Linked DNA regions of Mus musculus: region 1 is linked to region 2. A link is a loop called in an ENCODE intact Hi-C map of the cell type or tissue named here. Cell type or tissue: left cerebral cortex. All regions are shown on one strand. Each heading gives the region's core, and the rest is flanking DNA. Links, peaks and the distances in the headings are about the cores only. Region 1 has its middle 17 kb from the start of Ankrd34c. Region 2 overlaps 4930524O08Rik (RIKEN cDNA 4930524O08 gene).

Evidence for each region. Hi-C counts contacts between places; a loop is a spot of excess contacts. Peaks named below come from ENCODE experiments on the same cell type or tissue, not always from the same donor. Only the 100,000 strongest peaks of a DNase experiment are listed, where the experiment ranks them.
Region 1: a loop joins it to region 2, with 6 times the contacts of the local background. A loop is called at or near these places in 2 of 42 quality-filtered maps.

What each region holds. Positions count from the first base shown.
Region 1 is chr9:89,749,052-89,761,779 of GRCm38, forward strand. No RefSeq gene overlaps it. Among named protein-coding and RNA genes, the nearest start is that of Ankrd34c, 17 kb to the left of the region's middle. In left cerebral cortex, for the core only: no CTCF peak of the experiment used is centred there; DNase peaks (open chromatin) are centred at 4,065, 7,825, 8,694 and 9,271; H3K27ac peaks cover 1,932 bases.
Region 2 is chr9:89,835,833-89,848,560 of GRCm38, forward strand. All of the region lies in intron 3 of 4930524O08Rik (RIKEN cDNA 4930524O08 gene), which reads left to right. Among named protein-coding and RNA genes, the nearest start is that of 4930524O08Rik, 16 kb to the left of the region's middle. In left cerebral cortex, for the core only: no CTCF peak of the experiment used is centred there; DNase peaks (open chromatin) are centred at 6,227 and 9,330; H3K27ac peaks cover 1,026 bases.

The DNA.
Region 1 (12,728 bases), core at 3,090-11,089, 85 kb before region 2:
CCACTAAGAAAGCACTAGAGAAGATTCTCTCAAAAATTCTATCCAAAGAAGAGGAAGGCAAACACATCCATGAGGTCACAGGAAAGACTAAACTGCAGTAAAACAGCAAATAAGGATTAAGAAACTATCCAATATTGTAGAAACAAGATGAAATGAATGAATGCATAATTTCCAATAATCACTATAAACTCTAACAGTCTCAGTTTTGTGATCAAAATATATAGACAAGATTGGAATAAGAAATGGGACCAATATACTTTGTGCCACAAGAATACACCTCAGAGGCTAAGATCAACAGATTTAAAATGAAAGGGTGAAAAAAGATACTCCAAACTAATGGAACTAGAAAGCATGCTTGTGCAGAAATTCTTACAAAATAGACTTCAAACAACTATTAGAGGAGATAAAGTCACTACATGTTGAACAGTATATATCAAGAGGATATTATAATTATAAACATGAGTACTAAGTTTTGGTATAGTTAATTTTGTAAAAGAAACACTGCTATATGTAAAGGTACACATTGACTACAACACTGTAATACTGGGTGATCTAAATACCCATCTCACCAACAAACAGGTCACACAGACAAAAATAAATGACGAAACATCAGAGTTAAATGGCATCATGAAGTAAATATACATACAGACATCTGTAGTATATTCCATCCAATGACTGCATAGCACACATTCTTATCAACGGCCCATGAAACATTCTCTAAAATAGTCCATGTCAGGACCCAAAGAAGTCTTAACAGATACAGTAGAAGTGAAATAGTCCTTAATCACACAGGAATAAAACTAAAAACTCAACGAGAATATAGAATATACACGGACTCATGGCAACTTAATAATACTATTGAATGATGAATAAACTGTGGAAATCAGGGGAAAATTTTTAAAATTCTAAATCAAATAAAAACATAAGACACTGGAACTCATGAAATACAATATACCAATTCTAATCCAATTTACAAATTACAACATCCCGTACTTAAAAGATTCTAAAGATGCCATCAGAAAACTCTTAGTTCTGATAAATATGTTCATCACTGTAATAAGGTAGTAAGATACAAAAAAATCAACATTTAAATATACCATAATCTTTTCTGCATGCCAATAACAAACTTGCTGAAAAAGAAATTGGAAAACCATTATTTCACAAAGCTTTTTCATTTCTCTCTATGAAATAACAACCAAAAAAAAAAATCAAAGCTTCTTAAAAGACTAAAATCTTGACTATACATACAGAGTTGGAAAGACCTCCCATGCTCATGATTGACAGAATTAATGTCATAAAAATGGGTATATTGCCAAAGTCATGTGCAGATTCATTGTAAGCACCATCAAAATTCCAATGGTTCTTCACAGAACCATAAAATCTCTCAAGATCATGTGGAAGCCCAAAAGCCACAACCAAAGCAATCCAAAGAGAACAATGCTAGAGAGGTCACCATACCTGATTTCAAGTTATACCATAAAACAATAGCAAGGAAAACATCATAGGATTGACAGAAAAATAGACATGTAGATCAATGGAATGGTATAGAGAACACAGAAACAAACCTCACAGCCATACACACCTGATTTTTTTTTTGACAAATATGCCAATAATATACATTAGAGAAAAATGGTTTCTTCAACAGACAATACTAGGAAGGAAAGATGCCCTCATGTAGATAAGTGATCTAGCTTCCTGTTTCTTACTCTATGAAAAGCAATTGAAGACTTTGATATAGGTTTGAAACTCTTAAAGGAAAACAGACAAAACACTTCAGGATACAGGTAAAAGCAAGAATTTTCTGAGGAAGAGAGTAATCCCTCAGGAAACTATGGGCTTAGGTTTTTCAAAACGTACTTTTAATAAAGGTTCTTAACTACCCCACCCATGCATCCATCCCATAATCAGCCACCAAACCCAGACACTATTGCATATGCCAGCAAGATTTTGCTGAAGGGACCCTGACATAGCTGTCTTGAGTGAGGCTATGCCAGTGCCTGGAAAATACAGAAGTGGATGCTCACAGTCATCTATAAGATGGAACACAGGGCCCCCAATAGAGAAGCTAGAGAAAGCACCCAAGGAGCTGAAGGGGTCTGCAGCCCTATAGGTGGAAGAACAGTATGAACTAACCAGTACCCCCAGAGCTCGTGTCTCTAGCTGCAAATGTAGCAGAAGATGGCCTAGTTGGCCATCACTAGGAAGAGAGGCCCCTTGGTATTACAAACTTTATATGCCCCAGTACAGGGGAATGCCAGGGCCAAAAAGTGGGAGTGGGTGGGTAGGGGAGCAGGGCGGAGGGAGAGTATTGGGAACTTTCAGGATAGCATTTGAAATGTGAAATGTATATAAAGAAAATATCTAATAAAAAATAATAAAATAAAATTTAAAAAATTAAGGTTCTTAAATGTTTTAACATCTCTTCCAGCCCACCACCCACCAGAGAGAGTGAAAAGGAAAGATTAATAGAGTAAAGGAGGATGTGGACTTGTTTAGAAATATTTCTTTGGTGCAAATCCAATCTGTGTTGTCAGTATATCGGCAGTTCAGTTCATATGAATCAGCAGAGGCAGCTGGATCTACTCACAAACACCATTCAAGAATCAGCAACAGTAGGACTCGAAAGTACCATTCATTAATCAGCAATGTTGGTTAATCCAGAAGAAATAGCAAGGCTCTGCCAACCAGCCAGAGCTCAGGGAAGTGGCAAGAAGCTGCTGAAACACCGCCAGAAGTTTTTTGGTACATTTCTCTCTATGAAGTCACAACAAATGATAACCAACAAGAATGGTAAGGCATACCAGTACCACCCAGCATCATCAGCAAAGGCCAGCATCAGTAAAGCCCAAAGGTGACCAGCAAAGAATGACAAGGTGTACCAATACCATCTAGCACCATCCACTGCCTCTTGAGCTATATTTATATCCTTTCCAAGCATCATGTGTTCTCTCAAGCATCTGCTTCTAGCAAAACATCACGTGCCCTTTTTCCAGTCTGCCTCCAGAAAAAAATATCACATGTCTGTTCTTAGCAAAACAGTCTCCCATGTGCCTTCTTCAGCAAAAACATCCTCTCATAAGACAGTTTCCAGAAGGAAAAAAAAATCATGTGACACAACTTAGTCTCCAAAGAAACCAGAAATTTCCACTTCAGGAAATGATTACAAAAATGAAATGATAGGAAAGAAAGAACACAAATTTGGGTAGGTAGGGAGAAAGTGTGGATTTTTCTGGAGGCAGACTGGAAAAAGGGCACGTGATGTTTTGCTAGAAGCAGATGCTTGAAAGAACACATGATGTTTGGAAAGGGGAGGCACAAAGGAAGTGTAAATATGATCAAAACACATTGTATAAAGTTCTCAAAAAACATAATGAAATTTCTACCTTTGATTTTTTTATTATATGTATATGGACTACATGTTATGTCTGTGTATCATATGTGTGGCCAATGCCTATGGAGGCCAGAAGAGGGCATTGGATCCCCTGGAACTAGAGTTACAGACAGTTGTAGGACATCATGTGGGTGCTGAGACTGCTGAAAGAAGAGCAAGTGCTCTTAACTCTTAAGTCATCTCTCCAGACCCATAATAAAAAAAAAAACTTAAGACTTATTTTTTCACTAATATATATGTGTGAATGTGTACCATGTCTGTGGGATATCCACAAAGGCCAGAAAATGGTGCTGAACCCTCTGGAGCTGGAGTTGTAGGTGTTTATGAACTAACTGATGTGGGGGCTAGAAGCTGAACTCAGGTCCTCTTGAGGAGAAAGAAGTGCTCTTAACCAATGATCAACCCCTCCACTCCCTCCCCCAAGATAACTATTTTAATCAACTAGTATTTTTGCAATCACCAGGAGACTACTCTATAGGGTTGTAAGAAGATTCTTATTGTTGAGGAAAAAAAAAATGGAACAAGCTATAAAGTAGAAAACAGGGATGTTAATGACTACTTTTTTCCTCTGGTAACCCACGCAGCACCTTTCAGTACTGTGAAAGTTGTCCAGCAGGGATGAAGCTTCCCAGTTAGTATCAGTGTAATTTCTCCATGTCCTATAACTCCATGTCCTATGGTGTCTTTATAATTGTGTCTTAGAGTCAAGTTCTAGAGAGTAACTAAGAGCAGTGTGTGTGGGGTGTGTGTGTGTCTGTGTGTGGTGTGGGTGTGGGTGTGGGTATGTGTTGGGATATATATGGATATGTATATTAGAATATGTCTATGGTTAATACATATGTCTCCCATATGACTTTTTCAAAAGGTCTTTAGTGTTAGTTCATCCTCCCCTTATTCCCTTCTTCATTCAGCCATTCCACCCACATCCCTTGTAACCCTTCCTGTCCCACTATTCCTTTTTACTATTATATACTGCTGCATTCTATCTCCCTTCTCATGAATTCCTGTGTTGACCCCTTACTAACTTTCTGACCTTCATGTGTATTTCAAATGGCATTCATATATATGTATATATAAATATATGTGTGTATGTATATCTGTTTGTATATGTATATGTACATATGTATATATGTATATATATCCAAATGCATATTTGAATGTACGAATATATATTCAAAGTTAACATCTACAAATAAGAGAAAATGTATGATTTTGTCTGAGTCTGGGTTACCTCACTCAGGGTGATTATTTCTAGCTCTATCCCCTTTACCTGTGCATTTCATAATTTCATTTTTCTTAATGGCTGAATTATTTTCCATTGTGATAATGCACCACAGTTTCATTATCCATTCATCAGTGATGATAGCAGTAATGAGCCTGAATGAACAGGCATATGATCTATAGTAGGCTACCGAGTCCTTTGAGTATCTTCACAAGAATGCTACAGCTGGGTCATGGGTTACATCTACTTTTTGAATTTTGATGATCCTCCATGCTGAATTCCTTAGTGGCTATATCACTTTGCACTCCAACAGAGAATATGTGTTGCTTTTCCCCGGTGCCACTCCACCATTAATAATCATCTGTGTTAATAACCTTCATTATTCTGCATGAAATAAGATAAAATCTTAAAGTTGTTTTAATTATCATTTCCCTGATGGCTAATGGTGTTGGACATTGTAAACATATTTCTCAATTATTAGTATTTTATCCTTTGAGAACACTTCATTTAGTTCTATGCCATAATTTTAATTGGATTGTTCTTTTTTTACTTTGTTATAGAAAAAAAGAGCTTGTTAAATAAATAAAGAACATCATACACAAAAATTAACCAGCTCCAAAGACCGTGCAATATAATGAACTTACAAGCAATTACAATTGACACTCCAAAATGGGATCTGTGAAGCTTGTGCTATATTTATGCATTTATCCACACCAAAACAAAACAAAACAAAATCTATGACAGAATTAGAACTAGAAAAACGTATGCCTGCATTCAGTTCTTCTGTAGTGCCTCATATTTAGCTTTCCTTGTTCCCTTTTGTTCGCTGTATACTGTACCCAAAAAAGTACAGTATATATAAGTACAGTATATATATATAATCTAGCCATATATATATATGGCTAGATTCCACACACAAGTGAGAACGTGTGCCTTGTTCTTTCTGAGATGGTGTGACTTCTCTTAATATACATCTGAGCTCCCCTATTTCTCTGTAAAATTTTAACTTCACTTACCTTTAGAACTGAGTAATATGTGTGTGTGTGCACGCGCGTGCGTGTGTGTGTGTGTGTGTGTGTGCGCGCGCGCACGCGCATGTGATTTTAATTATTCATTTATCTATTGATGGACAACTAGGTTGATTCCAATTCCTTTCTATAGTGAATAAACAATACAGCAATAACATCGGGTACAACTACCTCTATAATAAGATGTAAAATACCAGAGTCATATGATAGTTCTATTTTTAATTTTTGAGAAATCTCTAAACTTATTTTTACAATGGCTATATTAACTTGCATCCCCATAAACATTCTCTCTCTTTCTCTCCATCATCTTCAACACTTGTCAAATTAAACTGGGGTGAAATCATATTTCAAAGTAGTTTTAACCTACAGTTCTCTAAAGTAAGCATACTAAAAACTTTCTAAGTAGTTTTTGGACATTTGTCTTCCTTCCTTCCTTCCTTCCTTCCTTCCTTCCTTCCTTTCTTTCTTTCTTTCTTTCTTTCTTCCTTTCTTTCTCTCTTAGTGTCTATTCAGTTCATTTGCCCAGTTGATTCTAAGTTTCATTTCTTTGGTATTTAGCTTCTGTAATTCTTTGTAATTGCTTGATATTAACCCCTTGTCTGAAAATGTAGCTTGTAATGATTTTCCCCCCTTCTGTGGACTGCCTATTCTGTGGACTGCCTATTCCGTGGACTGCCTATTCCGTGGACTGCCTATTCCGTGGACTGCCGGTGAACTCTGCTGATTGCTTCCTTTCTGTTTGGAAACATTTTATTTACATATAGCCCCATCTGTTGCTACTGCTGATGCTTGATATCTGTTGATACTCTTTTGCTGTTGATTGATATCTGTTGATACTCTTTTGCTGTTGATTGATATTTTTAAAAGTCTTTGCCTACCCTAACATCTTGAAGTGCATTCCCTATGTTTTCCTCTGAAGTTTTCAGTGCACTGGGATTCAAATTAGGATCTTTGATCCATTTTTTAAATTCATTTTTGTACAAGGTTGCTCTTTGTGTATTTGATTGAGAACCCTATGAGAACAAGCAATAGCCTCTGACTATTCCTACATTCCTTTTAGCTCTTCATATCTGTGCTAAAAGAATGGAAATATTTGCAAAGACTGCCTGGAATACCTTTCTCCTGCTCACTCAGTCAGGAATTAAAATGAATCGCCCAGAGACATAATATTTTGAGGGTGGTAGCATGAGTTTCATAAAGCATAGGTTTCTGAACTATTCAGAATCTTTGGCACTATCCTATGTAAATAACGTTCTGTAAGGTAGTGTCCCAAGAGGACTTATAAATGTATATTCTGAGCATCCATAAATATTGAGAGCTGACAGTATGATTCTGCCAGCAAGAAACCAATTTAATTATGGTTTTGACAGACCAGATTAGGGTGGATAGAACCTGAAATTACTCTGTATTTGTGATTCTTTCTACCGAGATTCTTGGAAGCAAGTCACATCTTTCATTCATTACGAACAGAACTCCCCCAAAGGCTTAGCACTAGGAGCTGCTATGCCAAACGTGTATGTTGAATGATGTGTGGATGCTGCTGATGCCACTGGGGAGAGAAATGGAAAATGTACCATCAGAAACCTGGAAGCCCACTATACAACCAATTATCAATAAATCTGGAAAGGGGGCTATCTAAAATTTCTTCCCAGGGGGTAAAGTAACTAACTATAAACCCCAGTCATCTGGCCTTTGGGACAAGAGTGACTCCTGTCCAGACTCCCCACTAGTTCTCTCTAGAAAGAACTTTGACGTTCCAGACATAGGGCTCAAAGTCCTCAGAGTCAGCCACTCTCACTCTCTATGACCCTGCTCATTGCAAAGACTATAACATCAACTTTAGACATCACAATGTAGATTTGGAAATCCCTGCACACATGCAGATTTCTGTTCTCAATTCCAAACACATAGTTACCAGGAAAGTACGTTGAGAACGCCTTTTGTAAAATTATGACCTATTATGGATTGGTTCTAAGCTACTTGTGTTAATTCAGCTCCCAAAATTACACAGGAACCTACAAGTCTGCTGGTAAGAAGCTAAGGGTCCCTGCCCCCAGTTGGCTTTGTTTGGTAAATAAAGTTGCCAGTGGCCAATGGCTGGGCAGGGAGGCAGAGGCGGGACTTTAGGATTCATGCATAATGAGATCACAGAGAAAGAAGGAGAACCGCCATGACAGGAGTGGACTTCTGCTACTGCAACTGGTCCAGTATGAAGTGATCTACATCTGGGACCTCAATGTGGAATGCCAGCAGCTGCAGCAGCAATAACACATAGAAACCTGAGAACAATGCAGATTCTCAGTCCCTGCACCAATCTTGTGCTAGATCCATATGGCAAACACTTCAAGTCAATCTTCCTCATATCAAAGCTTGAGTTGTAGAGGAGTTCTAATGCAGACTGTCCATTAGACTCATGTGGAGAGTTTAATTTAAGCCCCCAGATCTATGTCCCACCCTCAGAAATTGCACAACTGAATGGACTAGAGCCTACCATAGGTGTCTTTTTCAAAGAGACAAGTACGGTTTGGCTACAGACTCTAGATCTTAGTTGTGCCACATGCCTTCCATAATGCCCGAAATACTGAGGTCAGCTCTCCCAGAAATAGGAATGTAAGTGGCCATACCAGGTGGTGGCTGGGGACTCCCTAAAAAAACAGAATCCCAAGATCTGAATGAAGTTACAGTTCTCAGAAGCATAGCCACTTGAAACATTTTCTCTATTATCCTGTCCATCAGGAAAAATGACAGCTCTGGGAAAACCTGCAGAGGCAGCGAGCTGTCTCCAGTGATATTTATGCCACCGCCTCTGCTTTATTTCATTCTCTCTTTGTACTAGAGAGACTGAATCCAAGGTGTCACCACCACATAAAAGCAACAATATTATGGCTGCCCTCTTCCTTCCCACCCCATTCTCAAAGCTCCTACAGAAGCAATTTAGCCTTTTCAGATTTAAAGTACTTTATAAAAATACTCAGCGAATATTTCAACAAAAATAAATGTCCTTTAAATAGCTGCTCCACCCAGCAGAAATCATGATCACCCGTGTTCTTCTTAAAAGCCTAAAATAGAGCCCACACTTGCAGCTCCCTCCGTGGAGCATCCTTGCTTAGCTAGCCTAGTTAGAAGCTGTGAGCTTGTGCTTTTGGGTCCTGTAAGAGCCTTGTGTTTCTTTTAAAAATAATCTTGTTTAAAACCTTGATTCCCCCAAAGGAGGTTTAGCATATGCAAATTTCCAGGAACTGGGAGCCAAGCACTGAGCGCTATGGAGATGCAGCCCCTTGCTTTCAGTCCCTAAGGAACACTGTGAATGGGGATCAGTGATAAAGCTACCATGAAGATCAATACCTGGGAGCCCCTCTGTTACTTCCTTCAAGTACCACTCCCCTGCGGGTACTATTGGTAGGATAGAGCCTGCCATATCAAGGTTCTTCAGAGACCCTTTATCCTGACCCTTACATCTTAATCTCTCTCTCTCTCTCTCTCTCTCTCTCTCTCTCTCTCTCTCTCTCTCTCTCTCTCTCTCTCTCTCTCTTTCTCTCTCTCTCTCTGCAGGCATAAAGGGTGGATCCTGCATTTTGATTCAATTACTTAGTCTGTGCCATATTCATGAGCTGATGGTGCTTGCAGCAGGGCAGGTTTGTCCTGGCCCAGCTTGTTATGTGTGGATGAGTCAAGTAGCACTGATTTCTACACAGTGACTAAAGAACTAAGGCAAACAGGCATAACATAACGGCACATGTCTGCAATCCCAGCACTCAAAGCTGAGAGAGGAGGATTGTCATGAGTTCAAAACTAGCCTAGTCTCCACTCTAAGACCCTGTACTTTAAACAAATAAACAAACTTTATGACCATGGACATGGTCATAAAGCATCTGTCTCAGCCACATTTCCTATCACTACAATAAACCATCGCAACCAAGGCAACTTTCAGAAGGAAGGACTGATTTGGGGCTTACAGTTCCAGAGGGTTAGAGTTCTATCACCATCATGTCAGGAAAGCATGGTAACAGACATACATGGAGAGTGGAGCTGGAAGCTGAGAACTGTGGTCTCACTTAAACCACAAACAGGAAGCAGAGAAAAAATTAAGAAGAGCACATGGCTATGAGACCTCAAAGCCTACCTTCAGTGACATACTTCCTCCAGCAAGGCTATACTTCCTAAAGCTACTCAAACAGAGCCAAGAGCTGGGGACCAAACATTGAAATGCCTAAGAGTATAGGGACATCTCATTCAAACTACCACAGCATTGCTGAAGTCTCTCTTCTGTTGGAGAATATCATCAAAGTCTTTTGTCTGACTGGTACCATGCCTAAGTCAGTCTCTCCTAAGGAGCTAGAACCCCTTTGAAAACTCTTCAATGGGCAGCAGAGCTGCAGCAACCCTGGAGAGTCTTAGGTGTCATTCTGAGCAGAGGAAACATACACCCACCATACAGTAAGGAAACATCCAAAGACCAGCTACTCCAGAGAGTTTGCATTTGTCACTGTAAAGAAGTTGGATGCGGCCATGTAAGCAAGGCCACACAAGGTGCGTGGGAGAGCTGTGGGACCAAGGAGAACTTTGTAGAGAGAAAAGTCTCAAAGACCAGGCCTCCAGTTAACATTGAAACAGATCTTTATTGGTTGAAAAAACACTACCAATGTTCTCTTGAACAGTATAGGGAAGTTGAAGTAGTTGACATTGTGACTTGACCAAGGCAGTAGTAGAAAGATCTGTGCTTTTATACCTTTGAAGGGCATGACCACCCAGGTAAGACTGTTATTCTGAAATACCTTTCTGTCCTGGTTTGTTTTCGGTTGTTGTAATAAACACCATGAACGAAAGCAACGTAGGGAAGGAAAGATTTGTTTCATCTTACAGCTTACAATTGTATGAAAAGTCAGGGCAGAGATTTAAGGCAGGAACTAAAACAGAAGCCATAAAGGAATATGCTTACCAATTCACTCCCCATGGCTTCCTCAGTTTGCTTTCGTGATCCTATCATTCCATCATAATTAATGAGCCACTCCTGGAAATTTGGGGGGATGTTGTTTACATTTTTCTTTAACAAATGATCATGAACTATTCATTTAAAATTGTTTGTTGATGAGAGACTCTAATATATATTATTATTATTTCACATATCACAATATACCATATTTTACATATTATATTATATCATATATATTACATAATATTATGTATGTATGTAATATAGTATATATAATATAAGTTACAGTCTTTGAGCAATTATAAGACTATTGGAAGAGCAACAACACTGTAGCCAGAAAGGGAGAGGTAGCAATTTCTTTTCCCACTCATACTATAGTAAAGAACATCTTTTATATAGTTCTATACTCAGTAGATATTTTTAGGATTTAAAAACTCCATTTCATGAGTAGACAAATGATTCCACAAGTAAAAAGACCTGCTGACAAACCTGACTATATAAGTTTGATCCCTGGGTCCCATGTAAAGGCAGAAGGGCAGGAGATAACCAACTCAACATGTCCTCTGACTTCTGCAGATGTACTGGAAAAGATGCTTGCATGTACACACACACACACACACACACACACACACACACACACACACATACACCATACATACATGCTACCAATAAATAAAGTAGTTCTGGTTTCTCATACCAGTGTCTAATGTGTTACAACCCTGTAACTCCAGTTCCAGAGCATTTGACATCTCTTTTCCTGGCCTCTCAAATACACATATATTCTCTACCCTCACCAGTACACACATACACAAATAAAGATAAAATCCAATCTTTAAAAAAATTACTCCATTAAAGTGCCACTAAAAACAAAACAAAACAAAAAAACAAATAAACAAAACCATGGTTACCTAATCTCAAGCTCTAAACATTTCTGTGACTTCCCCTCCCCCCAGCTAGAAAAGTCATTCTAAGTCAGTTATACTTAAAGTTTTACACTGTTGGTAAATTTACATTTTCATTTATTTAATACATCATAAAAATTGTGACAATTGAAACTAGAAGAAAATAGCTTTATATCCTGTTTATTACCAACCAAAGCCAGCTGGGGGCTGGGACTCTCAGGATCTAGAAGCTTTTGGAGGTCAAAATAAGACAAGCATTAGGACTAAGCCTGACCAGAGAGTACTGGTAAGATGCTAATGGTCACAAGCCATCAGGCTCCAGAAATTGTTCAAACTGCAATTTAGAGAACAAAGCAAACCTTCTCCAAAGAGAACCTCATGGCCTTCCTGGAATAGTCCAGTGACCAGATTGTTAAACAAAACATTAGCTCCTCTGTACCTTCCCCAGCAAGTACAACAGGGTTAGCCTGTGATGATTGTCCTGTAAGATAAGGAAGAGTCCATGCACTGTGCAAGTCATCTTACAAAAAACACTAGCTGCTCCTCACTAAGAACACCCTAGCAGATCATCTGCTAAGTAGATGGATGGACAGGTGGGTGGATAGATGGATGGATGGATGGATGGATGGATGGATGGGTGGATGAACAAACAAGAGGGCACATAAGAAAAGAGAACGGATTAAAATACTGAGATAATTTTCTAGACCTATTATATACTTACTATGTACTCATGGGAAGTCTGTGGGAAACAACCCTCACAGCCCTCTGATAGGGGTATAGAATGGCAAGATGCTGTGGACAAGAATGTTGCAATATCCAGTCAAACTGCATTTGTCATCACTCTTCCACTCAGCAAATCCATGTCTAACAATTAAAACAACAACAACAACTAGAACAACAACAAAGACACATTAGCACAAGGTATGCAAATGCATAGGCTGTCCATTGCATCACTGAAATAACAAAATTAAAAACCGAAACATGTTTCTATCAACAGGGTGGAATGAGCTGTGGTACAACCATGTGTGACAGTCCACATTCCTGTAAAAACAAGTGAGGCCAACTAGCAGAATCAACCTCTAAAACTACACACATACTCACATACACACACAAACACACACACATACCCTCCTCTCACCACTGTCTTGGTGTTCTGTCAACAAGATGTTCATCACTATATATGGTCCCTTGACTTCAAATCTCTGGAATTATGAGCCCAAATAATGTCCTATCCTTTGTAAGTTACCACATG
Region 2 (12,728 bases), core at 1,669-9,668:
CTCACCCAGCACACACCATCACCTCCCCAACCCCAAAACTGGGAAGTGTTTTAAAGTCCTCACCCTGGAGGTTGCCAGTCAACCTCCATTTTTTTAAGTCAGAATATGCTGAAATGCCATCGAGCTGAGTGACCGGACTTAACTAGACCAGCGTCCCCACTCCCACAATGGTTGTTTCCATATTCCTTTTAAATTCAGTACCGAGGCTCAAATCATAGGATCTGGGCATTCTAGACACACCCTGCATCCTGTCCCTGTCACCAGAATCTAAACCAAATCTAATCGGAGGTAAAATAAGGATGATGGAAACATATATAAGGAAGCACACACAGGTAGCTGCCTTTGACATATGATGAGTTTTCAATGAATGCTACCAGTGTCGGTAATACTGGGTACAGAGCCTAGAGCTTTCAGCCAGCTTATGGTGAGGTGCTTGTAGGTTGCATAGCAAATGCTACGACAATGACCTAGGTGCTGTATGTGATTATCGCTTTACCACTTAAATCAGGATGACAATGATGTCGAAGACGAAGATGATGCTATGGATGCTATTACTGTCATTCCTGGTTTACAGGCAAAGAGGTTAAGGCTCAGGGTGGTTGATGACCTCAACCCAGACAGTGACAGTCCAAGGCTGAACTGTCCCCTCTTCACACATGTCACCACACTGACTCTCAGGAAGATGTGTGAATTGGATCCTCTCCTTTGTATTTCACGTCAGAGGAATGACTGGAGCTGCACAGCCAAGAAGCAGGAGGGAGCAGCTTCAGAAGCCAGACCTGCTCCATCCGACACTGGTGTTTCCCTACCAAGACTTGAACAAGCTACCGAGAGTTATTTCAAAAGAGATGGAGCCATTTGGAGCTCAGCCTGGAAACAGAAATGCTTTTTGCCTTCTGTCTGTTGCTGTGGTCTCTGAATGCTTTGAGAATTAATTACCACTATTAATTTCCAGTATTACCCAGCTCATTACAGTTCTTTTTTTTCCATGCCTATTGCTGGCCCCGGGGCCAGTCTGTAGTTCTGAAAAGGGGCAGCTGACTCCCACAAAGGTATGTTTCAATACAATTGACCTGCCAGCATCCAGCCCAACCTTGCATCACGGGAAACAGCCCACGGCCTGGCAGGCCCTGGAGCTACTTAGTTAGATTGAAGGTCCAGGGCACTATCTGTGGTGAACTAAATGAAGCTAGACCCTGTGGCTATTTGGGAACATTCCAGATCTGGGATTTGGGAGAGTCCAAAGTAGTGAGATCCATAGCCTTGCTCCAGTCTGGCAGCAGCTAATGCTGCTACTGCTGCTACTGGGTTTTTCCCTCCATGCTGCTTCTTGGACTAGGCCATCCTGCCCTGCCTTGGCTCCAAGAAGTAAAGGAAACATTCGACATTTCTCATTGGTCTCAGTATACTCTCAGGGGTAAACGCTATCTTCCAGTTTCAAGTCAGGATAGGTACAGGTTCTAAGCCTCCTGTTCCTATCTTGGTTCAGTGGCACCCCTACACTGCTTCAGATCCCTGGAGAGACACATTCTGGGTCCACTGACAATTCTTGATGTGGCCAGAGTGAATGGATGTTACCTAGGCATTAAGGTGGACGCTTATCCCTGAGATCAGAGCTCGGCCTGGCAGGTGCCTCCCAAATTCTGAGCAAGTGATCGACCTTAGGGTCAGGGACAACACTAGTCCCAAGGAGTGCTGCCGGGGAGAAGCTAGAAGCTTCAGGATCGCCTGCTCCACCCAGTGTAGTCCTGTGGGTAAAGAGTCGGGGTATGACTTAGAGGAAACTTTCAGAAGGCCCATGGCACTGCAGAGCCAAAACTCAGAGGGGACCGTGGGAGCAGAGGGGATCTACCCCCATGGCAATCCCAAGAGAGGTAAGCCAACTACCAGCCCTATAGAGTGTCAAGAGAATACACTGTCTCTGCCTCAAAGCAGAGGAGATGCCCAGTTTAGGAGCCCACGATGATGGCCAAAGAAGATGGGGTACCCCAGATCATAGTAAATAAGCTCAGAGACAATGTTTTCCTGGAAGATAGACTCAAAGGCAACCCAAAGTGTATCAGGCCTTTGAATGGGTCCATGTGGACTGAGGTCTAGGATCTGAGGCCAAGGTGATACTAGGAAAAACCTTAGCAACTAGCAAGTTCTACAGGACCTGGAAATACAGCCAGTAAGAACACACAGGCCTCTTCAACAACCTGGGAGAGGGGAGGCAGTTTGTGTTTGGTTGGACCCTGTGGTTTTTAGGCTTCTGGTGGTAAAATTTCACCTCACAGTAAGAAGTGTATGGCAGAGACAATTTGTTCTCTTTACAGGAGCAAAGGAGAGAATGGCTGAAATCCTTTGAACTCTTCAAGATCCTGTTCTCAATGTCTACAAGGGTTCTACCAAGCCCCACCTCTTAAAGCTTCCACCAGAAGCTGAAGGCCAAGCCTTTGACACAAGGGCCTTTGGAGAATGCTTCTCTAAGCCAAAGCAGTGACTTACTTCAACTCAGACCATTTATCAGTGACACAACCTAGGTTCACACTCACTTGACTCCATTTAAAAGGACAAGTACTGACTCAAGGGAACTCTAGAGACCCTGATGGGAAGAGGTGAGGGCCCTCTGGTCTCCAGGGCCCCTGGAATGGATTGATATTGGCTAGATATCCCTCGGGTTCAAAGTGAGATACTGTTTCCAGGCAAGAAGCAGAGCCTTTTCTGGTAATTATATATTCTCTGGAGTGGTTTGGGGTTGACAAGCCTGGGCTTCTCCATCACAGAGTATCTTTCCCCAAAGATATTATGGCCATGTCTGAGGCTCCATGGGAGTCTGTACTGAGCCTGGCTTGCACAAGACAGGTCAATACAGAGTCATAGCATCAACCTATCTTCCTTGCATGGAGGACAACCAAAGGAAGTTATTGCACAGCACTGATGAATGTACATGGATGAGATCACATGTACAGGAAGTGTCATGAGAGGAGATATACAGTCCCATCTATGATATGCAAAGAACACAGAGGAGCAATGACCCTCAGAGGGCGTGTGGAAATACAGACTAATCACTAAGCACAAGTGTCCAGAGCTGATAAACTCACTTTAAACATGATCCAGGTTAGGACATGGAGTTCCCACAAGTGGGATTAAAGAGCAACCTTTACAAAGTTTGAAACTGTATCTCCAATTCCAAAATAATCCATGCTATTTACTTCATTATTGGTGTGTGTGTGTGTGTGTGTGTGTGTGTGTGCGTGTGCGTGTATTATATATGAGTGTGTGCTGTGGGCACACATGCCCATACACAGAAGCAGAGGCCAGAGGACACTGAGTCTCCTGCTCTCTCCCTCTCTGCCTTACTCCTTGAAAAAGAACCTATCACTACACCAGGAGGCCAGCAAGCCCAGGAGGCCAGCAAGCCCAGGAGGCCAGCAAGCCCAGGCAATCCTCCTGTTTCTGCTTCCCTGTGACACTGGGATTACAAGCACATGGATATGACTGTAATGAACTTCTTAAATGCTAGGGGGCTCAAACTCAGATCTGAACTGAAACAGTCCCGAATATTGGGTTAATCTTACTGATTCTTTGATAATTTCATACAATATGTTATCATATGTATCCCCTTCCCTCCCCTTAACTCCTCCAAGATAAGCTGTACTACTCCTGTTCTTATGGTGATGGGGCTATCCTCTAGAATGCGGCTGACCTAGCCAGTCGCCACACACTTTAGAAGAAACTGATTCTCCCTTCCCCAGATGCCATCAACCGTCAATAGCTCCTCAGATATGGAGGCGCCTCACTCCAGGCTTCAGTGTTGACTAGACTGGCCTTGTGCTTTGAGTTAGTTTATGTGTCCATTGGTCTTGTCATGTCGAGAAGATACTATTTTGCTCCAGTCTTCTTAGCTCTCTGGTCCTTACAATCTTCCCAGCATTACTTCTGAGCCTATCCTTGAGCCTCTGTTGGGAGTCTGGTGTAAACTGCACATATTTGGCTGAGTTCCCCAAAGACTCATATATAGTCTATACTTTGAACAGCTGTGAGTTTCTCTATTAACCAATATCTGCTGCACAAAGAAATTTCTCTGATGAGGTTGAGGGGCCACACTAATCCATAGGTGGAAGGATACAAATTTAAAGAATAGTTTGATATTGTGTCCATTTAGTAGGATAACAAGTTCAAACTTGAGGGCTGTGAGCTCACAACCATGGATTCTTGACTAGATTTACAGTCCCACTTATACATTTCTTCTTGTGGAATAGGACTGAAATCTAATAAAAAACTGACTAGTTGTTCCTAAAACATTCATGCCAATATTACACCTATGGGCAAACCTTCCCTATCAATCACCATTGGAGTTTACAAGTGTCACAGCTGGGTAAGACTCTTAAGGAGCTTTTTCCAGCAACAGCCTACAAAACACCTTCTGATACTATGAGAGATGACCAGTAGGAAGGAGGCTGCCTGGTCAACATCAACTTGATTTCTGTATTTCCTGTGATCAATGTGTGTTGTCTTTAGCAATCAGGTCTCCTCATCAAGTTCTGATGGGTGATCAAGAGCAATGGCAATAGCCTATATTGCTTGGGGCAGAGGCTCTGGGACACCTCTGAGTAACAGGGGGAGGGGATAAGCCACATCTGGTACTGGGCTTTTTATTTGGAACCTATGGCTCCTGTGAGGAGCATAATGTGTGTGTGTGTGTGTGTGTGTGTGTGTGTGTGTGTGTGTGTGTGTGTGTGTTATAAAATTGTAGGTCCATGTAACTTCTAAAAAATTCCTTAGTGTTAATTATCCCTCCCTACCCCCTTCTTTGCTCCAGCCTTCCAACCCTCACCCACTAAATCTCCGTCCTTATTAGTCCCCCTTGCTTTCCCCTCTTGTCACCTGTGTTCTGCTGTGCCACTTTTAATATCTTTCATCCTCCTGTCGCCAATGGTCTTGTTTTAATTTCCTGTAGTCCACAGGTCCTCCAAGTAATACACAGATCTAAAGATCTATTTGCTTTTTAAAAGTATTTTGAAATATAAAATGCACAAAACATCACTCACTCAAATCAAAATGAAGCTAATTTTGTTAATTCTGACCACTTAGTTCATTCTGTAAAAAGGCAATTCTCCACTCATCTCGCTAATGTCTTTCGCTGGAAATAACAACTATTAGTTTCCAGGTCCCTCCTAGACCTCTCTCTGTGATTAAGTAGACCCATGTTGGCATGCTCAATGGGTAACTATGGTCAAAGGCATTGTAATAACTATTTGGGTGTCTTCTTTATGCAAGAAAGAATAAACCAGGCATGGTGGCACATGCCTATAATCTGAGATGCTGGGGCAGAAGACCCTCAAGGCCATCCTGGGGTAAAGTGTGATACTTTGTCTCCAACAAGCAAAACTAAACAAACAGATAGAGTAACATATACCAAATAAGGCAAGGAAACAAAGAGAACAGTCTAAAATACCAATGTAATGAGAGAATACCATATTGACCAAGGGGTCTACTAAACTGACTGACAGCTCATGGCCAGGTCCAGGGGTAGCCAGGATTGTAGGGAGCCACTGTGACTCAGTGTAGCTGCTGACCTGGGCAAACAGGAGAGCACAAAGCAGGAAAAGCTGAGAGCCCATCAGGGGATGGGTGCTCATCAGTGTGGCATTAGCACCTGCCTCTGGGAAGCTCCCAGAGGTACTCTTGAATCAAGCTGACAGTTCTAGCCACATCTGAGCAGCCTGACAGTCGAGCCACTGCCTGTTGGAAGACACACCCAGGTCAGCAGACCCTGTCCCTTCCCTGACACGTATGAGTCATACTGATAGAGTAACAACAACTCAGCAGGAACATCTGGGAATGGGCAGCATGCCATTTAATCCCCTCACAGTTTGCCTGGCAGGGGCACTATGATTGGTCCCATTTCCCAAAGGTACAACTGAGGCTCAAGGAAGTGAAGTCACCTGCCCACTTTCTGTCCCACTCTCTGGCAGTCAGAAGGTACCACGTGCTCTTTTGGTGTTTCCACAGGGAAGTAATTTCTCCCTATTTTCCAGATAAAGTAACTGAGACCCAAAGCGGTCCTGAATCTGCATCTGTTGGCGCAGAGCAGCCTTACTCCTCCTCTCTGGGGCCCAACTTGGAGGTGGTGCTGCAGAAATACAGAGAAGGGCAGGTTGCATAACATGGCTGTTCTCCTCCAAAAGCTGCAAACACCCACTTTCCCCATTCACGAATCTGGGCAATGAGTGGTGGGAGTCAGGGGAGGATATATTAAAAAAAAAATTGTCTCCTTCAGTCAGGGAATTTCACAGTATAATTATATAGTGAGGACATCAAATTAGCAGAATGAGGGACTGTCAGAGGCAGCAGCGAAGCACCACTGTTGTCCCCAGATTCACAACCACTCACAGCACAGCCTCCTGAGTAGGCTCGGGAACTCTCCTCTCTTAGATCCTAAATGCACGCTAGCGATGGGAGGAACTCTCAGCTGGAGGAGTTCTCAGCAGCCATTGATTTCCCAACCCCCTCATGTCACACTTGAAAAATAACATCCCCAGAGGGCTGGACAGCCAAGTCCAGCCCCACCCAAGCTCTCAGAAGTCTAGTGGGAGAAGCACTCCCCTTGGGCTTTTGGAGTCCAAAATAAATGCACATAGAGCTCTCTGCATCGTTACCATGGTTATAGATAACAAGGGCCGTGGCAAAGCACAGCAAATTAGTTAATGATGAGAGAGAAACTTCCAGCAGTGACACATTCTGCTTGAGCGAATGGCTTGCCTTATTCAGTGGCAAGCAGGTTTCTGGTGCCAAGGCGAGCTCTGGTAGTGAGAGGAGATAATAATATGGGGGAGAGTATGCAAAACAGGCTAACCACACAGCCTGTTTCTGTCCCTCCTCATGCTTTCTGCCAACCAAAAACAGAGTTCAAGCAATGCAACGGTCTCACAATCCCTTGAGACCTTATGTTCTGGGCCAGCAGAGAGGACAGGAAGATAAAGAGACAGCCCCTGGCCCTTGGACAGATTGTGTGATCTCATCTGAGTGGTCAAAGTAGGAACTGGATCAGACCAAACACGGAAGTGCCCCCATGGAGCCTCACTCAATGGCTGGACAACTTTGCTCGATGTCGTCAAGTCGCTAGGCACCTCGCTTCAGTCTGACCGTGGTAGTGATCTGAAAAGGGAGCTATGATTATTCTGTGTCCTGTAGCCATCTTCTTTACACTGTATCTGTGGTTCCTCTTTCCTCATCAAGAGAGTCTGTGTCCCTTCATTCGAACCAACAGCGCTTGTCCTTCTCAGTTGTTGTGACCAATGAGATGTGGAGCTGACAAAGCCACAAGTACTAAAGTCCTGACCCACTCCCAGAAAAGGTCAGTGTGGTGACCATTAACCTATAAAGTAAAACTGAATACACAGGCATACTTTTTTTTTTTCAGTTCTGCCTCAGTCCCAGTTGTTGGAGAAGCAGATGTTGTTGGGGGAGTTGAGGATCTCTTCAAAACCATTCTGTGCCTATGCTGCAATAAAGGTCTATCAGGGTTTTATTGTTTTTTTTTTTTTTAAGGCAGTGGGAATAAGCCAGTGTCCAGGGTTGCAGTGGGGATCATGAGGTTGTGCTGTCCCCAAAGAACACATGGGAGATCTAAGGCAGTGTGGAGACAGTGTGAGTGCTATGAGGTTGAGGAACTGCTGCAAAACCCCTCGGGGAGCTAACAAGGAATGTCTTCAAGGAGCAACCTAGAGGAGAACAGCTTTATCCAAAAGCAGTAGTGAGGGATCAACAGTAGCTGCTGTGCTTGGAGAGGCTGCAAGATGCTTCTCTCAGGCAAGCCACAAATGCCCCCTCAGTCTTGCCTGCCTTGATCTACAACCTCCCACAAGAGGAGTCATCCCTCACTCCATCACTCTCCTCTGCTCCGTGCATTTTTTTAAATTTTTATTTTATTTTTATTTTTATGTGTATTAGTGTTTGCCTGTGTGTATGTCTGTACATTACGTATGTTCAGTGCTTACCAAGGCCAGAAGAGGGCATTGGCTCTCCCGGTATTGGACTTACATACTGTTGGGAGATACCTTGTGGTTGCTGGGAATTGGATGAGGGTCCTCTGGAAGAAAAACCAGTGCTCCTAACTTCTGAAACATCTCTGTGTCCCCTCCTGCTCTGCACACTATAATTGTACTACCACTCACTGGTTTTATTTTTTCCATCTCTTACTACCACAAGGTTGCAGAAATATAAGTCTGTTTTGCTCACCGCCCTACCCCTAGCACATTAAACGGTGCCTGACACTCAAAAAAGTACTATGTGATAGAGAACATTACAAAAAAATCCTATAAACAATCAAAGTTCCCAGCCCCATCTGATACAGCTACAACTCAAGTCCTGTGCCTAAGATTCAGGGATCATAAAGGAAAGGGGATGGGAAAATTGTAAGAGCCAGAGGGACAGAAGTTTGCTGTGAGATTGTCTCCTAGGGATGTCAGAGAAGCCACACCCAGGAAGTCTCATCAACAGGACCATCTAAACAAGACCTGAACACAGATGACATCAACAGCATGATGACATGTCATTGGATCTCAACCCTAGACCAAGAACTACAGGCAGCTAAGACATGCTGAGAACAGGAGAGCAAGTTTTTCTCAGGGAAGAGGCCCTGGATTGGATTGTATACATACAAGTAACATTACATAGACTGAAAAGAAGGTTCTAGTTATACATTTGGTAATATGCATATGCACATACACACCACACACACATACATACACACATCAACAATTAAAAAAATAGAAACTATGAATTTGAGTGGGTGGTATCCAAAAAGTGTTGGAGGAAGGAAAAGGAAGGAGAAATTTATATGATTATATTTTAATTTCAAAAACTACAGATGCTGGGTGGTGGTGGCTCACACCTTTAATCCCAGCCCTTGGGAGGCAGAGGCAGGTGGATTTCAGCCTGGCCTACAAAGTGAGTTCCAGGACAGAACTCACAGAAAAAGAAATACTGTGGAATTCGATGGTCAGGCATTATGGCATTACATATGCAGTCCCAGAATTTAGGAGGCTGATGCAGAAGGCTATGAGGTCAAACCTGATTGGGGCTACACGGCAGGAATGTTTTAAAAGAGAGAGAGAGAAGTACCTATGGAATGAATGAATGAGTGAGTGAATGAATGAATGAATGAATGAAATAAGAATCATGTCTTTGTAGGTCCTCATAAGTCACTTTTAAATTGTGTAAGCTCTGTGTTAGGAGTTAAGTATCTGTTATCTTCAAGGACTCATACGGTGACGATTTAACCTGCCATATGGTAGTGTGGGAAACAACTAGAATTAGATGAGATGATGAGGGTGGGTAGAGATCTATAAAGAAAAGGCCAGGCAGCTTGATGTTGCCCCAAAAGCATTTAGAGGAGCAACCACATGAGTGCAAGGAGAAGGTAGCTATCTGTGAGCTGGGAGAGTCCTGAGAAGCCCGAAGGGCCAGCATCTTCACTGGACTTTCCAACCACCAGAATACGGAGAAAACAGCTGGCTGTTGTTTAAGCTGCTGATGTATGGAATACACTCATCATAGCAGCTGGAAAAAAGCAAGGCGCCCCATGGCCACCTTTAGTTCACACAGAGAAGCTCCACAAATTTTGAGATCCCAGAAACTGGCTCACACTAGCAGGTCTTATTCCCCATAGCTACTCCAATAGCTACAAGATGTGGGGCCACCTTTTGGATGACTGTTACTAATGTACCAGGAGCCAGGAAATTGCCTAGTTGTTGCTGGTGGTAGGGAGTAATTACATAGAAAGGAATAAGACAATATAGTCAGCTAAACACCTCTGATTTCCTGCCCATTTGAGGTTCCTGCTTTGGAAGAACCCAGACATTCTCAGACAGTGGCTAATGATGGGAAAGTGGACTGGCCCTGGGGGCTAAACAAATCAGCGCTCTGGGGCAGTTTTCCCTACTTGTTGCTATAGCAACAGACTCCAGCTGCAGGTGCCCACCTGTCACCAGTATCAAGGCCAGACTCTGATTGCATCTGAACAGGACTGTTAGTACGGGAACAGAGAAAACAAACACAGAAAGGTCTCATGTGGCTTGAGGAATCGTGGGTCACAGTAATTGAGTCCATGATGTGGGTCTGTTGAGATTCACGCTGATGCCTCTATCCCTGGGTATTATGCAAAGCCCCAAGGCTGCCCTCTTCCAACAGCAGAGCAGCCACAAATGCAAAAGGTACCAAAATACCACTGACTGTGCAGTGAAGCAATGGTGGGTACAAGACCAAGGAAGAACTTTCCTGTACCCTTATCCACCAACTTCCACAGCCTCCACTCCTGGGAGAAACAGGGGACTTTAGACAGCTCATCTCCACATCTGTGATTTACCTTATTGTTCACCACCAAGCTGAGGATGGGAGTGGGAGCTGTGTCCACCATCTGCTGAAACCATGTGACTCCCTGTCCTTCACCCATGACCTACCCTTTCCTAGCAGTGATGGTATGTCACTTACAGATAGCCAGGTCAGAGCTTCAGACTCTATGAATACAGTCACAATCATGGCCTTTGTAAACTTCCTCTTTGATCATTCCTCTCCCTGGGGAGAACTATCTAGCCATCCTTCACAACTGACTGTCACCATCTAGGGTCAGGCCACTTTCTCTTTCATGGTTGAGTTCTTACAGTAGTCTCCTTCATCCCCATTCTTGCCCACCCATCAGGCCCTGAGTCAACTTGCATCCTAGGACCTATCATAGTTTAGATCTAGAACCCCCCCCCCAAAGACTTGTATCTTGAAGGCTTGTCCTCATGCACAGTGTTCAGATGTGGGGCAATTGAGAAGTGATTGGGTCTTGAGGGTTCTGACTTCGCCAGAGGGCTAGTATACTCATCAATGGGCTTACCATCTGATGAACTACCTTGTAGCAGTGTAAACTGAAGCAGGTGAAACCTGGTTGAAATGAAGCCCTCGGAGGCATGCCTTAGTTAGGGTTTCAATTGCTGTGAGGAAACACCCTAACCAAAATGCAAGATGGGGAGAAAGGGTCTTCTTTGACTTTTTTCAATATTGCTATTTACTATTGAAGGAAATCAGAACAGGAACTCAAACAGGGCAGGAACCTGGAGGCAGGAGCTGATGTACAAGCCATGAAGAGGTGTTGCTTATTGGCTTGCTATCCTTGACTTGTTCTCCTTGTTTTCTTACAAAACCCAGGATGACCAGCCCAGAAATGGTACTACCTTCCATGGACTGGGCCCTCTCCCATTGATCACTAACAGAGAAAGTATCTTCAGCTATATCTCATGGAGTCTTTCCTCAGCTGAGGCTCCTTCCTCTTTGATGGCTCTAGCTCATGTTAAATTGGCACATAAAACCAGCCAATCCAGGAGCTGTATCTTGTCTGTGGCCACTTCCTCTTTGCTCTCTGCTTTCTGTTTGCCTTCAGGTGAACAACTTGATTCTACCACATGTTCTTTCCCATGAAGCTTTGTCTTCTCACAATCCCAGAAGCAATAGGACCATGAGCTCAAAGTTTTCTTCCATTAAGTTGATTTTCTTGAGTATTTTGGGCATAAGCAATAGAAAAGTAACATGGGGACACATCACATCTTCCATAATCTTGACTCCTCTGCCTCCTGGCCCTACTCAAAACATTCCCCTTCCAGAAAACGCACCTGGAGGTGATCAGAGAGAAGACAGTGTCTTTAACATCCCTCCATTCTCCTCATTTCACTATCTCTGCTAGATTCCCAAACCTTCCCTCCTCCTCTAGGCCAAGACAAGGAAACATATTAACCAAGCAAACATGCCCTGGGTAAACCAGATAGCTCCAATGATAGACATAGTCATATATCAGTTCCACCCCATGTGTTGTGTAGAAATTTCCTTCCAATTGAAACATTTCTCCACTGGAGGGAAGGCAGGAGACTCACGGGTGGCTACAAGTTCTACTAGCTCCTCCAGGGCTGATTAAAAAAAAAAAAGTAAAAAGTAAATACTTTCTGAGAAGAAGAGTCTCTCTTGTGGATCTGCTGTGAGCTGTCTAGGGAGTTCCAATGGTGTAGCTGTCTTGAGGCATCACCCACACACTGTGGTGGGCTTCTTCATAGTGTAGCTGTCTTTGAATAGCTGCTCCTAGAAGTAACTCCATTAAACTCCTTGGTTCACCAAGCTAGACTTGGGTAGAATCTCTATGTTTTATAACTACTACTCTATCTGGAGAGAAGAGATATTTATTTGTTCATGTCTTCCCAGTAAAGAGCACACAACACCCTATTATGTCCAAAGATGTCCTATTTGTTAGCAGTGACATTGCTCATATAACAAAAACCCAATGCATTTATTTACCTCACATAAGCCTGGAGGTGGGCTTACTATTCAGTGGGCAGTTGTTGAATATTAGACCACACTCGCCCTATTTCCACAGTCCCCAATGTCACATACAGACCAGTCAACATGCAGTGGTAGAAAATAATTCTCCCCTTTTCAGAGCAAGAAACTCTTCTCCAGAATTTGATTGACTTCCTCTCGAATCTAATTGGCTAACATTGCCTCCCATGCCCACCTTTAAACCAGTCACTGGCAAGAAACATCAAGTTCCATGATCGGCTTGAGCCATAAACAATCACACCTGCTTGACCTAGAACCTATTACACCAAATAAACTAATGTTCTGTACCCCAGGACAAATGATAGCTGTGGGTGGAAAGAAAAGTCAGTTAGTTCCAACCAGGTGTAGCCAGAACCTCTCCAAGGCCAGGC